Regions from separate parts of the Homo sapiens genome. Here all the other regions are linked to region 1. A link is a contact called in ENCODE Hi-C or POLR2A ChIA-PET data. All regions are on one chromosome and are shown on one strand. The core of a region is the stretch at or near the end of the contact, and the rest is flanking DNA. Distances in the headings are between cores, read along the strand shown. Region 1 holds the start of PAFAH1B1 (platelet activating factor acetylhydrolase 1b regulatory subunit 1). Region 2 overlaps YWHAE (tyrosine 3-monooxygenase/tryptophan 5-monooxygenase activation protein epsilon). Region 3 holds the start of TAX1BP3 (Tax1 binding protein 3).

The links. Hi-C counts contacts between places; a loop is a spot of excess contacts on that map. ChIA-PET counts read pairs that join two places held with the same protein, here RNA polymerase II (POLR2A). Pooled maps may share reads with other maps.
Region 2: POLR2A ChIA-PET joins it to region 1 with 10 read pairs in B cell. The contact joins the enhancer-like site here to the promoter of PAFAH1B1 in region 1. POLR2A ChIA-PET finds 5 or more read pairs at or near these places in 2 of 52 experiments (B cell and GM10248).
Region 3: a loop to region 1 is called in a map of B cell, with 16 times the contacts of the local background. The contact joins the promoter of TAX1BP3 here to the promoter of PAFAH1B1 in region 1. A Hi-C loop is called at or near these places in 1 of 168 maps with a recorded cell type or tissue (B cell) and 9 of 50 pooled maps. POLR2A ChIA-PET finds 5 or more read pairs at or near these places in 1 of 52 experiments (MCF 10A).

What each region holds. Positions count from the first base shown.
Region 1 is chr17:2,591,931-2,595,904 of GRCh38, reverse strand. It overlaps PAFAH1B1 (platelet activating factor acetylhydrolase 1b regulatory subunit 1), which reads right to left and starts at 2,251. Exons shown (of 11, transcript NM_000430.4): 1 at 1,899-2,251. RefSeq lists silencers at 1,403-1,452, 1,513-1,572, 1,983-2,212, 2,263-2,482 and an enhancer at 2,317-3,045.
Region 2 is chr17:1,374,484-1,378,457 of GRCh38, reverse strand. The region is part of intron 1 of YWHAE (tyrosine 3-monooxygenase/tryptophan 5-monooxygenase activation protein epsilon); the gene reads left to right. Among named protein-coding and RNA genes, the nearest start is that of YWHAE, 24 kb to the left of the region's middle. Within about 2 kb of position 2,262, at least 5 of the 41 ENCODE cell types and tissues checked have a DNase peak (open chromatin) inside an H3K27ac peak, as active enhancers do; they include B cell, where a contact is called at or near this core.
Region 3 is chr17:3,666,732-3,670,705 of GRCh38, reverse strand. It overlaps TAX1BP3 (Tax1 binding protein 3), which reads left to right and starts at 2,128. Exons shown (of 4, transcript NM_014604.4): 1 at 2,128-2,218. The coding sequence starts at 2,180. EMC6 (ER membrane protein complex subunit 6) reads right to left here and starts at 1,894. Exons shown (of 2, transcript NM_031298.4): 1 at 1,807-1,894; 2 at 1,041-1,608. The coding sequence starts at 1,559. The coding sequence ends at 1,227. P2RX5-TAX1BP3 (P2RX5-TAX1BP3 readthrough (NMD candidate)) reads left to right here. Exons shown (of 15, transcript NR_037928.1): 12 at 1-1,648. RefSeq lists enhancers at 678-1,208, 1,209-1,739, 2,272-2,802, 2,803-3,334 and a silencer at 1,841-2,180.

The sequences.
Region 1 (3,974 bases), core at 1,002-3,501:
CAGCATCCACAAATATTAGCCCATTTTTTTAAAAAAGGATGTGGGGGGAGGTACCAACGTAGGGCTTGCTCCATCAAAATCAACATATACAGAAATACTTCAAGTGAAAAATTGGATTCCTTTCTGATTTTAAAATATATACCAGCCTTCAATTTCTTTTAGGAGATTCCCCCCTTCTGAGCAATCCAAACAATGATCATTAATGAACACGAAAGAAATCACCCTAAATACAGATTACTCTTCTGCTTTATTAAAAACTGCAATTTGCAACTGCTAATTATTTTGTGAAACTGTGTCCTAAAAGACACCCATTAGAGATTAAAAGCTAGCTAATGCCTTAAAACCAAATCAGAATTTTTTAAGTAAAAGCTTTTACTATATATTCAACATCACTATGACACAGTCAACAGGAAATTTTCCTGATTATGAGACTGGACCCCGCAGCAATTAAGCCGCCCTGCTGCAGCAAAAAAAAAAAAAAAAGCAAACACTCCTGTGGCAAAAAGGGAGGGATGACATTATCACTGGTATGAAAGGCCCAAGCACTGTCTCCTCCGCCCTAGCCTCGAAAAGAAATTCACACAAAATAACCCACCCCCCCAACAAAAACAGAATTGCCAAAAATGGCACAAATTGTTTGTTTGGCCTTTAAAACCTTATGAAACTCCAAGACTGTGTGCTTAAAGGAGAGATGGGAATATCAGTAATATCTCTATTTGTCCGGACTGCCACTTAAGGAAAGAGGGAGGGGGGACCTTGGCATGACATCGCCCATTGAGAACGAGACCACAAATCTGGTCCTCCTCTTCAAAGGCGTATTTTCTTAACCAAAAGACTGATATAAATTGGGCCCAAACCCCAAAAGAAAATTTCCTGCCCTCTTCCCAAGGAGTTTCTTGCTAAGTCACTGAAGAAAGGTAGCATAACATATAAAGCTATGGTACCTTGCTCTCTCCTACTAAATACGGAAAACCTCTTCCCCTCTACTGCTACGTTTAGAGGTGCAGAGTCAAAATGTGTCGACCACCTCAAAGGCATTTTCTCATGTGGGAGGCTAAAGAGGGTAAATATGCAGAGGCACTGCGTTTCCCAAAGGGGCAGGGAGATGAGATTAGACGAAGGGGAATGGCAGGGAGCCTCGAAGCTGAATGTTAACAGCATCAAAAGGCAACTCCCGACCGAGGAGCCGGTGGCAGAAAGAAAATCCTGCCAGATTCGGTGGGTGGATGCTGCGGATTGCTCGGTGGGCCGGGCTGCCTCTCCTCGGCGGGTGCTGAGGCTGGACCGCCGCACCGGGGGCCAGGGAGACGGTGGGCCACCCTCCGCTGGTCAACCCCATCTTAAGGACCAGTCGGGGACGGAATGCCTGGAAGGCCCTATGAGTGCCCCGGCGGCGCGGGGCTGAGCCGGTCCCCGAGCCGATAACTGAGGGTGGGGTGGGGACTGCGGTGCTCGTCTCCGCGGCCGGGGAGAGCAGGGCCGATCCTTTTCCCCAAGATCAGAGAGCTACCTGGTCCCCACGCCCTTCCAACCCAAGAATACTTTTCTTGCTAAGTCACCGAGGGAGGAGGGCGATCCCTTCTTGGGGAGGGCCGCGGGGCGGGGGTCGCAGAGGCGCCGGCAGCCCCCAAAGCCGGGCCCGGGAGGAGAGGAGCGAGGGCAGCGCCCTCCCCGGACAGTCCCCCTCCTCCGGGTCTCTCACTCAACGGCCGTCGCGGCCGCCATTTTGAGAGCGAGGAGAGAAGAAGAAGGAGGAGGCGGCGGCGGAGGCAGGGGGAGGGGAGAATGGGAGGGAGGGGACCGGCGCAGCCACATCGTCAGGCCGCCGGGTCCGGCCTGCAGCCGCCCGGGCGCGGTGGAGGAGACAGAGGGGAGGGCGCAGACCCGCGCCGCCTTACCGGAGCGCTGCACCGCCGCCTCCGCAGGGCCTCTTCCGTCCTTCACTCCCATCCACCGGCGGGGGAGGGGGAGGGAGAGGGGAGGGAGGAAGGAGGGAGGGAGGGAAGGAGGGGGGAGGATGGCGCGCTGGGCCCGGGCCCGGGGAGGGGGAGGGGAGGGGAGCGGGCGGGCTCCTCAGCCGTTCCGGGGCTCGAGTCCAAGCTCGGCGCTCGCGGTTTCTCTCGCTCGCGCCCGAGCGCTCCCCTCCTTCTCCTTCTCGCTCCCTAGACTCCCGTGTCGCTGCTCCTCCGCTCGCTCACTCGCTCTCCCGGCCGCCGGACTCCGCCGCCGCCCCGCCGCTCCAGCTCCGTCTGTCACAGGAGCTGCCCCAACGCCCTGACGTCACCGCGCCGCCGCCGCCGCCGCCGCCGCCGCCCCAGACCCGCCAGGAAGAGGGAGGGGCGGGCGCCGGGAGCGGAGGAGGGGCTGCGGCGCATGCGCCGGGCTGGGCCGGGCCGGGGCCGCGCTGCCTTCTAGCGGGCGGGCGGCTGAGCGGTGCCACCCGGCCGGCGGGCGAGTCTGCGTGCGAGGTGCTGCTTCTCACGCTCCGCACGCTTCTGTTAACCTTGGGAGAGGCTCTTTTTTCCCAGCCCCTCGTCTGACTTGCGGCCCCTTCTGAACTCTGGCTCTGCTCACCTCGCTGCCCTGCTTTTGCGCTCATGCGGCCGACCGCGGCGTCCCGTTGGCACCGTGTGTGGCGGGCCCCGGGAGGCGCGAGAGGCAGCGGGGCCCGGCCACCTACCGCCCCTTTCTGCCTCCGGCCTCCGAGATGATTTCCCAGTTTGGGGGGGAATGAGGGAGGGGAGTAGGCTGGCTGGCTTGGGAGGAGGAGCTGTTGAGGTTAAAAGGCAGATGGAATGCTGTCATTGTCTTGATTTGTATTATAGATTCTTAATTGGGAGGACTCGCTTTTGGATATGATTCAGCTATTCTTCTCCTTAGTCACACACAGACATCAGAGTCTCTCCAGGTCTCGAAACGGATGCCCAAAGAAAGGCCTGGAACTGTATCCCTATAAGGGATGTCTGTGTGTGTTTGCTAAATTATGGATTGAAATATTGATGACAAGAGTCGTCTTGGGGATTTGTAGTTAATTTATTCCACACAGATACCTATGATTTTTCTTTTCTTTTCCTTTTTTTTTTTTTTTTTTTTTTGAGACGGAGTCTCGCTGTGTCGCCCAGGCTGGAGTGCAGTGGCGCGATCTCGGCTCACTGCAACCTCCGCCTCCCGAGTTCAAGCGATTCTCTGCATCAGCCTCCCGAGTAGCTGGGAGTACAGGCACTTGCCACCACGCCCAGCTAATTTTTGTTTTTTGTTTTTGTTTTTGTTTTTGAGATGGAGTCTCGCTCTGTCGCCCAGGCTGGAGTGCAGTGGTGCAATCTCCACTCACTGCAGGCTCCGCCTCCCGGGTTCACGCCATTCTCCTGCCTCAGCCTCCCGAGTAGCTGGGACCACAGGCGCCCACCACCACGCCCGGCTAATTTTTTTGGTATTTTTAGTAGAGACGGGGTTTCATCATGTTGGCCCGGATGGTCTCGATCCCTTGACCTCGTGATCCGCCCGCCTCTGCCTCCCAAAGTGCTGGGATTACAGGCGTGAGCCACCGTGCTCAGCCGACCCTTGATTTTTAAAAAGCGAGATTTGGGGTTCTGAATAATTCAATATGGGCTATTATTTTAATAACAGGTTTAAATGAGATTATCTTATCATTCATTTGTATTGTCCAAGGAAGCTTTTTTCTTGAAACAGGCTTAAGCTTATGTGTACTGATTTTATTGCGTCACTTTATGTAGGTAAATATATATATATATACTGCATTTGAGAAGCAGCAGAGTTAACGAAAGAGACAACTTAGGTGTAAATCCTGGACCCCGCACTTGCCAGAAGCGCGACCTGGGGCAAATTACCATACCTCTCTTTGGCCTCAGTTTCTCAATAAAAGACACCTAATAACTAACCCGGCTTTTGTGAGAATTACAGAGGAGGTGCAGCCTGTGTAAAGTATCTTAGTTTCGTGGGGACTTATAGGTAAC
Region 2 (3,974 bases), core at 1,013-3,512, 1.2 Mb after region 1:
TAGCAAGATATTGGGACCTTTTAGAAATCAGTAAGGCAGAATGTTGATTGTCATGAATTATCTGTGAATTGACTATGTTTAGTGATTGTCAAGCTTTTGCCTAATTTTATTCATTCCTTGGAGGTTGTCCAAGCTGAATCAGATTATTTGAAAGCCACACAATTCCTGAGCATTCTCATATGTCAGCCTTCTGCAGAAATGTCCTCAGTTATTTCATGGGGTCAGAAGTATCCAATTGAAGACTGCTTCTCACATGTAAATCTAGGCATACATTTTCTGTGATGACTCCTTTTTAAGAAAATATCCGCAAGGTAAATTTCTTAGTAAGTAGCACCTTGTAAGTTTCTCTCCAACAAACTTGCATACTATCCCCTCCAAACCATAAAAACAATTTGAGACTTTTATTTTGAGACGGAGTCTCACCTCTGTTGCCCAGGCTGGAGTGCAGTGACGCGATCTTGGCTCACTGCAACCTCCGCCTCTCGGGTTCAAGCAATTCTCCTGCCTCAGCCTCCCGAGTAGCTGGGATTACAGGCACCCGCCACCATGCCCAGCTAATTTTTGTATTTTTAGTAGAGACGGGGTTTCACCATGTTGGCCAGGCTGGTCTCGAACTCCTGACCTCAGGTGATCCACCTGCCTCGGCCTCCCAAAGTGCTGGGATTACAGGCATGAGCCACTGCTTCCAGCCAGGAAGTCTTTACATAGTAAGACATTTGAGTTTGATCCAGAGGGATGATGTTTCCTAGGAAAAAGGAAAGGTCATTGGCTAATTGATTAGCCTTTATATAAAGCAAGCTCAGGACCTTTCCAGAACCTAAGTGACTGAACTCTTTCTTTTTGAGAGACAGAGTCTTGCTCTGTTGCCCAGGGTGGAGTGCAGTGGCATGATCATAGCTCACTGTGGCCTCGGACTCCTGGGCTCAAGCGATCTTCCTGTCTCAGCTTCTGGAGTAGCTGGGACTGACTACAGGTGTGAGCCACATTTCCGGTTCTGACAGAACCTTTTTATGTCAGTGCCTGATGCTGTGCCCTTTTCTTCCCTTGGTGTGATTGCTTTTACTGTTCTTGGGCTAAGGAATTTGTTTCTGTGAGCACTCTGGTTGCAAAGTCATTGAAGTGTGATGGCTAAAAGCTCAGACTCTTAAGTTAGATTGTCTGGGTTTGAGTTTGGGTTTTACCATTGTGTGACTTTAGGAACATTACTCTTAGCTTCATTTTTCTGCCCTTAAAATCAGGATTAGGGCCGGGTGTGGTAACCCCTGCCTGTAATCCCACCACCTAGGGAGGCCGAGGCAGGTGGATCACCTGAGGTCAGGAGTTCGAAACCAGTCTGGCCAACATGGTGAAACCCTGTCTTTACTAAAAATATAAAAATTAGCCGTGCACGTTGGCGGGCACCTGTAGTCCTAACTACCAGGGAGGCTGGGGCAAGAGCATCACTTGAACATGGGAGATGGAGGTTGCAGTGAGATTGCACTTCAGCCTGGGCAACAGAGCTAGACTCTGTCTCAAAAAAAAAAAAAAAAGTTAGGGTTATGACCCTGTGTGCTTTGGTAAGAGGAACATTAATCCTGTCAGCCAGTACAGAACCTGCTCGTTTTTCCCATGGCAGATTCTGAACAGTTTGCTTTTTTCCTGACCCTGAATTTCATTAGGAGCTGTAAATTGTGCCTTGTGACTTGTCAGCCTGATAGTTGGAGACCTGCTCCTTTTATGATTTTGTACTTTGTGTTTATCAGAAACTGTTGAAGCTCAGCAGAGACTTGTTTTACTACCTGGCAAGGACAGTCTTGGGAAAATCAGGTTTACTGGGATGTTGATGTAAAGATATTAGAGGTATGAAACTAAGCTTTTTGTATTCAGGAGGCTGAGGTGGGAGGATTGCTTGAGCCCAGGAGTTGGAGACCAGCCTGGGCAACATACAAAGACTCCCGTCTCTTTAAGAGAAAAGAATAAAGTAAGCTTTTTTTGGGAGAGGGGTGAACCTCTAGGTGGAAAAAGAAATGCGTTTTAAGCAGGAGTGAACTTCTTTCCTTCTTTTCTTTTCTTTCTTTCTCTCTCTTTCTTTTTCTTTCTTTCTGTCTGTCTGTCTGTCTTTCTTGTCTTTCTGTCTGTCTTTCTGTCTTCGTTCTTTCTCTCATGGTGGCAGACGCCACCATGCCTGGGTCTCAACCACATTTTAGTATGTGAAACTTGTTTCTCTGGTAGAGTCACTGAAACCAGTTATTTCCCCTCTATTGTCACAGAAGCAAACAAAAGGATCCTCGTACAGATGCATTCAAATAAATATTCAAATCTGAGGCAATATGATTAAATCAAAGCACAACTCAAGTCAGATTCCCTGAGTTGTAGTCCACTGGCTTTGTGATCTGGAACAAGTTTAACCTTCGTGTTCTTCAGTATATGGAGATATTCTAAAATGGGATAATACTGGTACCCACTTCAGAGGTCTGTTGAGAAGATTAAGCACATTAATACAGCGAAGCATTTGGAACAGTGCCTATTTTAGCATGGGGGGTTTTATTTGTGAATAAGTCTGTTGAATGAACAACATAGTTGAAATGGGGTGTTTTATTTATGAATTAGTCTGTTGAATGAACAACATAGTTGAAAGAACACAACCACAAACCAAACCTCAGTTAACAAGTCAAGGGGAAAAACTTGTGACTCTACTGGCAGCAGCAGATGATGGGTGTCCCAGACACAAGCTGGTTCCATGTGGTGGATCTGTGTCTAGGCTATTACCATACAATGAAGGGAAACTTACTTGGAACTAAAGAGACTTAACTATGTTTAATTAACTTGTGAGGAGTATGTTTTTCAGAGTGGCGATTTTAATCACCCACCCTTGTCCCCAAACCATGAAAAGTCCCAGAAATTCGATTTTGTTACTCAAAATTACTGTAGCAAAACTGCCCGTGGATCCAAAAGAAGTGATTTCAACCATTTCAGTTTTTTGGTTCTTAAATTGCGATCCCACCTGCTGCAAACACATGACAGCCTTCCCCCACCCGTGAAATGCCCACATCCCACTGATAAAATACTTGCCGCAAAGGTGATTTCAGGAAATGCTAGTTGTGTTGAGGGCCTTTATGTGAATATAATGGTTGGAGTTCATCCTCTACTGAGGGAGGGCTGAAGGGTGTAGTTAGTCTAGAGTTTTGGATAAATCAGCTTTTCTTATATAGTTTTGGGGTACATTATCATTAGTATTATGTTTCTGTTGCTGGTGTTAAAAGGATAAAGATGACAGTGATATTGGAAGAGAGTGTCATTGTAGTCGTTATTTGTACAAACTGGTACAAAGCACTGGTCGTAGAATGTTTGGAGAGATTGAGAAGTTGACTTTCCATACTCTTGAAGGAGTGATGTGCTTGGTAGTGTGCACCTATAGTCCCAGTTACTTGGGAGGCTGAGGTGGGAGGATCACTCGAGGCCAGGAGTTTAAGGCTACATAGTGCGCTGTGATCATGGGCCTGTGAATAGCCACTGCACGACATACAGTCAGGGCAACGTAGTGAGACCCTGTCTCTTGAAGCAATAGAAGTGTCTCCTGACTCAATGCTACTTCTGTTCCTTAATCTGCTACCTTAAGGGATGCAGAGGGGGTTGGGGGAATTAAGAGGAGTCAGTGGGGTTTTAAAAATGAACAACTCCTACATACCAATAATGAAAAGACAAATAATTAAATATTTGGCAAAGTGTTTGAATAGATATTTCTCCAGAGAACATACGCAAAAGGCTCATAAGCACATGAAAAGGTGTTCAACACTATTAGTTATCAAGGAAATGCAAATCAAAACCACAAAGAGATACAGCTTCACACCCACTAGGATGACTAGTTTAAAGAATAACTAACAAGTGTTCCTGAGGACGTGGCCAGATTAGAATCCTGTGTTGCTGGTGGGAGTGTAAAAACGGTGCCGCTCCTGTAGAAAAGTTTGGGATGTCCTTCCTCAAAAAGCTAGTTA
Region 3 (3,974 bases), core at 879-3,378, 1.1 Mb before region 1:
TAGTAGAGATGGGGTTTCGCCATGTTGGCCAGGCTTGTCTCAAACTCCTGACCTCAGGTGATCTGCCTGCCGTCGGACTCCCAAAGTGCTAGGATTACAGGCGTGAGCCACTGTGCCCAGCCTAAATGTCCAAACAATGTTTAATCTTCCCTAGACATATTCTAAAAAATACAGCTTGACTTTATTTTTTCTTATGGAAAGGACTGTCACTAAATGAAATGGAACTAAAATGACACCATATATACCTGAAAGTAGTGGTTAGTGGGAGGGAACGCTGGCCTGTGAAAGGTACACCCAGCAAACATATCAAGAGCAAATTAAGAGACCTGCATTTGAATCCTGGCTCTGTCTCTTCCTAGCTGTATCTCCTCTGGGAGAAGTATTTAACCTCTCTGAGCCTCAGGTTCCTTACGAGGGAGCTAACAATAACATCTACCCTGTAAGGTTATTGCTAAAATTAAATGAGAGGATCGGTGTAGAGTAGAAGTCACAATGCCAGCATATAGGGAACTCTTTTTTTTTTTTTTTTCCCTGAGAGACAGACGGAGTCTTGCTCCATCACCCAGGCTGGAATGCAGTGGCACGATCTCGGCTCGCTGCAACCTCTGCCTCCAGGGTTCAAGCGATTCTCTTTCCTCAGCCTCCCGAGTACCTGGCATTGCAGGCGCGCGCCACCACACCCGGCTAATATTTATATTTTTAGTAGAGACGGAGTTTTGCCATGTTGGCCAGGTTGGTCTTGAACTCCTGACCTCAGGTGATCCGCCCACCTCGGCCTCCCAAAGTGCTGGGATTACAGACATGAGCCACCGTGCCCGGCCCAGGGAGCTCTTAATACATATTAACTGTTACTGCTTCTTAGGATGTTAATAAGTTCTTTCCTTATGTAGGCCCTTAGGGCCCGTTTCTGAATGGCCTATGTGTAAATACAAGGACTTAACACAAGGCTATGGCCCATTCCTTGCTCTCCAGGAGTCAAATCTCGGCGATTTTGCATCAGTGGCAGCCTAAGCGTTACAGCAGGAAAGAACTCCACAAAGTGTCTCACGCTTCATTTAATCTGAAGAATATTACAGGCTCTCCGTCTTCAGATATAAATTATTTATAACGTTACAGAACAAGCAGCGAATTCAACCACTTAAGAACTAAGGAAGTCTACATGGTGTTAATTGCTGGCCACAGTCCTCCCGATCTGGTTTTTTAAAAAAGTCCCCCGGGCCCCCATTTCAGTAGACGTGCACCATGCCGTAGAGGAACGTCCAGAACAGGACGTAGGTGAAGAGGCCCCCGATGAGGCCTCCTGTAAAGAGAGGTCTCCGTGATTTGAAATATTTGTTCCACCTCCTTCCCGCCTTGAGAATGAGGAGCAGGGAGAGCAGGACGGAGGCGAGCAGGTAGAAGATGAAGCCGTAGAGGCCGGTGAGGCCGAGGATGCCGGCCGTGGCCCCCGACAGCGCTGACACCGAGGTCCGGCAATAATCCAGGACGGCGGCGTTGCCCCGCACGGCCGCCTCGCTGATGAACGGCGGCCCTTCCCGCTTGGCCACCACCGCGGCCATCGCACCAGCCCGGGCTCGGCCTCTCGCTTTCTCGCGGAACAACGCGGAGCTGCGGAGAAAACCAAGTTACAAGTGGCGCCCGGAGCTCGGTGAGTTGGGTTCACGCCGCCCCCTCCCCCTGGAGCTTCCGAGACCTGGCACCAGTCCTGGGCCTCGGATCTTCCAAAGACGCCGAGGAGATTGAGGGTCCGGGCCGGCCGGGAGGTGGTGGCGCGTCTGCGTTCCCCGGCCACGGTGGCCCAGTTACCTGGAACACGGCGCCGGACACACTACTTAGCGTTCCCTCAGACGGGCAGTGGAAGAAATGCCCGCGGCGCCATCTTGCTCGGAAGACTGCCGGGAGGTCTCGGGCTGCGCACGCGCCCAGATCCCGCCCCGCCCTCCGCGCCTGCGCCGTGGGCGCCCCGGACACGCTCCGCCCTCTGCCCGCTTTTCTGCGCACGCGCAGGGACTTCCGAAAGCGGAGTGGCGCTCCGGCCAGTGATTGGCTGGAGGTTTGTTAACTATTCATGAGGGGGCGGGCCGAGCGGGGCGGCCTTTGTTAAGCAGCGAGGGCGCGACCGCGGGTACTCTGCTGCCGGCTTCTCGGAGCGGCGCTGGGCGACCAGAGCAGGGTCGAGATGTCCTACATCCCGGGCCAGCCGGTCACCGCCGTGGTGGTGAGTGCGCTTGCGCGGGCTCCTCCTCGTCTTGGCCTGACCCCACCTCGCAGAGCGGGAAACGGACACCCCAAGCAGGTTGACAGAGCATCGAACCCGGGGCTCCTGCGAACCGGCGGCAAGGGCTCGGGTCCCCGCTTTGCCGGAGCGGGCCGCAGTTCCCCCAGCCACGAAACAGGGATGGCCGGGACCCGAGAGCCTCCCGAGACCCTGGACAGAGCCCAGACTGCGTGCGCAGGGCGGGGAGGGCCACGGGGAAAGGCCTGGCTGCAGGAGCCTGGAAAAGCGCCCCCTTCCCGGGCCTCCGTGTCCCCAGACGGGGAGCTGCTGGGGGCGGGCGCCGATCCCGACGTCCATGAGTCGCAGCCTCTGGAATGAGGAAATGCTTCCTCCGCTGCAGCCTGCGCCGCCGCCCGGAGGGAGATCTGGGGGTGGGGCTCTCCCGAGCCTGCCGTGGCAGCCCCTGCCCCCTTCCTGTCCAGCCTTGCTCCTCCAACCCACTCGCCGCCTGGTCCAGGGTGGACGCTCGTATAGCTGCGATGAGCGTTTCCTCTTCGAACTTTTCCTGGGTCTCCAGCCCTTAAGGCAAAAAAGTCCAGGCCTCCCTCCTGGCACTTGAGTCCTGAGTAGACCCTCCGGGGGCTAGCCTAGGCCCCTGGCCGCCCTCTGGCTTGTTTTAGGTGCTGGGTGCTATTAGACTAGGCAGAGGGAGGAAGGAAGGCTGGGACGTTAGACTCAGACGCCGGTGTCACAGAGGGACACAACCCTATGACAGAGGTGGGGAGTCCCAGAGAGAAGTGCTCAGCCAGAAAAGACCACCTCAGGAAAGACTCAGGTCTCCTGCCTACCTCCCGACAGCGTTCAGAGAATGAGAAGAAATGCCTGCCCGGTGGGCAGTAGGTCAAGCGAAAGTCCCCGCCCTGGAGCCATAGGGACTGGGTGTGTTATCTCAGTTGGGTGTGCTGGAGAAGCTCCAGCAATCAGGTGGGTGGAGGCAGAGAAGCCACTGATAAAGGCGACAAGTGAGGCTGAGCTTAGAGCACTGGCTCAGGCCTGGGCCAGGAGGAAACATTGCTGGACCAGCTGACAGCTGTCCTAAGCTTCACCCTCCCTGCACCAGCTTGACTTTTTTTTTTTTTTTTTTTTTGAGACAGTCTTGCTCTGTCGCCCAGGCTGGAGTACAGTGGCGCGATCTCGGTTCATTGCAACCTCCGCCTCCTGGGTTCAAGCGATTCTCCTGCCTCAGCCTCCCGAGTAGCTGGGATTACAGGCATGCACCAGCATGCCCAGCTAATTTTTGTATTTTTAGTAGAACGGGGTTTCACCATGTTGGCCAGGCTTGTCTTGAACTCCTGACCTCTGGTGATCCACCTGCCTCAGCCTCCCAAAGTGCTGGGATTACAGGCGTGAGGCACCACACCCGGCCCAGCCTGGCTTTTTTAGATCCCTACCTGCCCCAGAGAGAAGGCACCAGGTTTGCTCTTTAGGTAGAAGGGGGGCAGGGACAGGTGAGGAGCTACAGCAAGCCACCTTCTGCGTGACCTCACCCAGCAAATCAGTGACAGCCCTGTCTCCCAACCCAAGGGCCTGTAATCTTCTGACCGTGCCGGCAGAGCAGGCCTGGAGGAGCTCAGTTTGGGGCATGAGGACCCAGGCACAGTAGGCCTCATGCTTCCTGCCCCCCTCCCTCACGCCATAACTGGTCCCAGGGCCTTCCCCAAAACTGCAGGCCCATGCCCCCTAATTCTGGTAACAC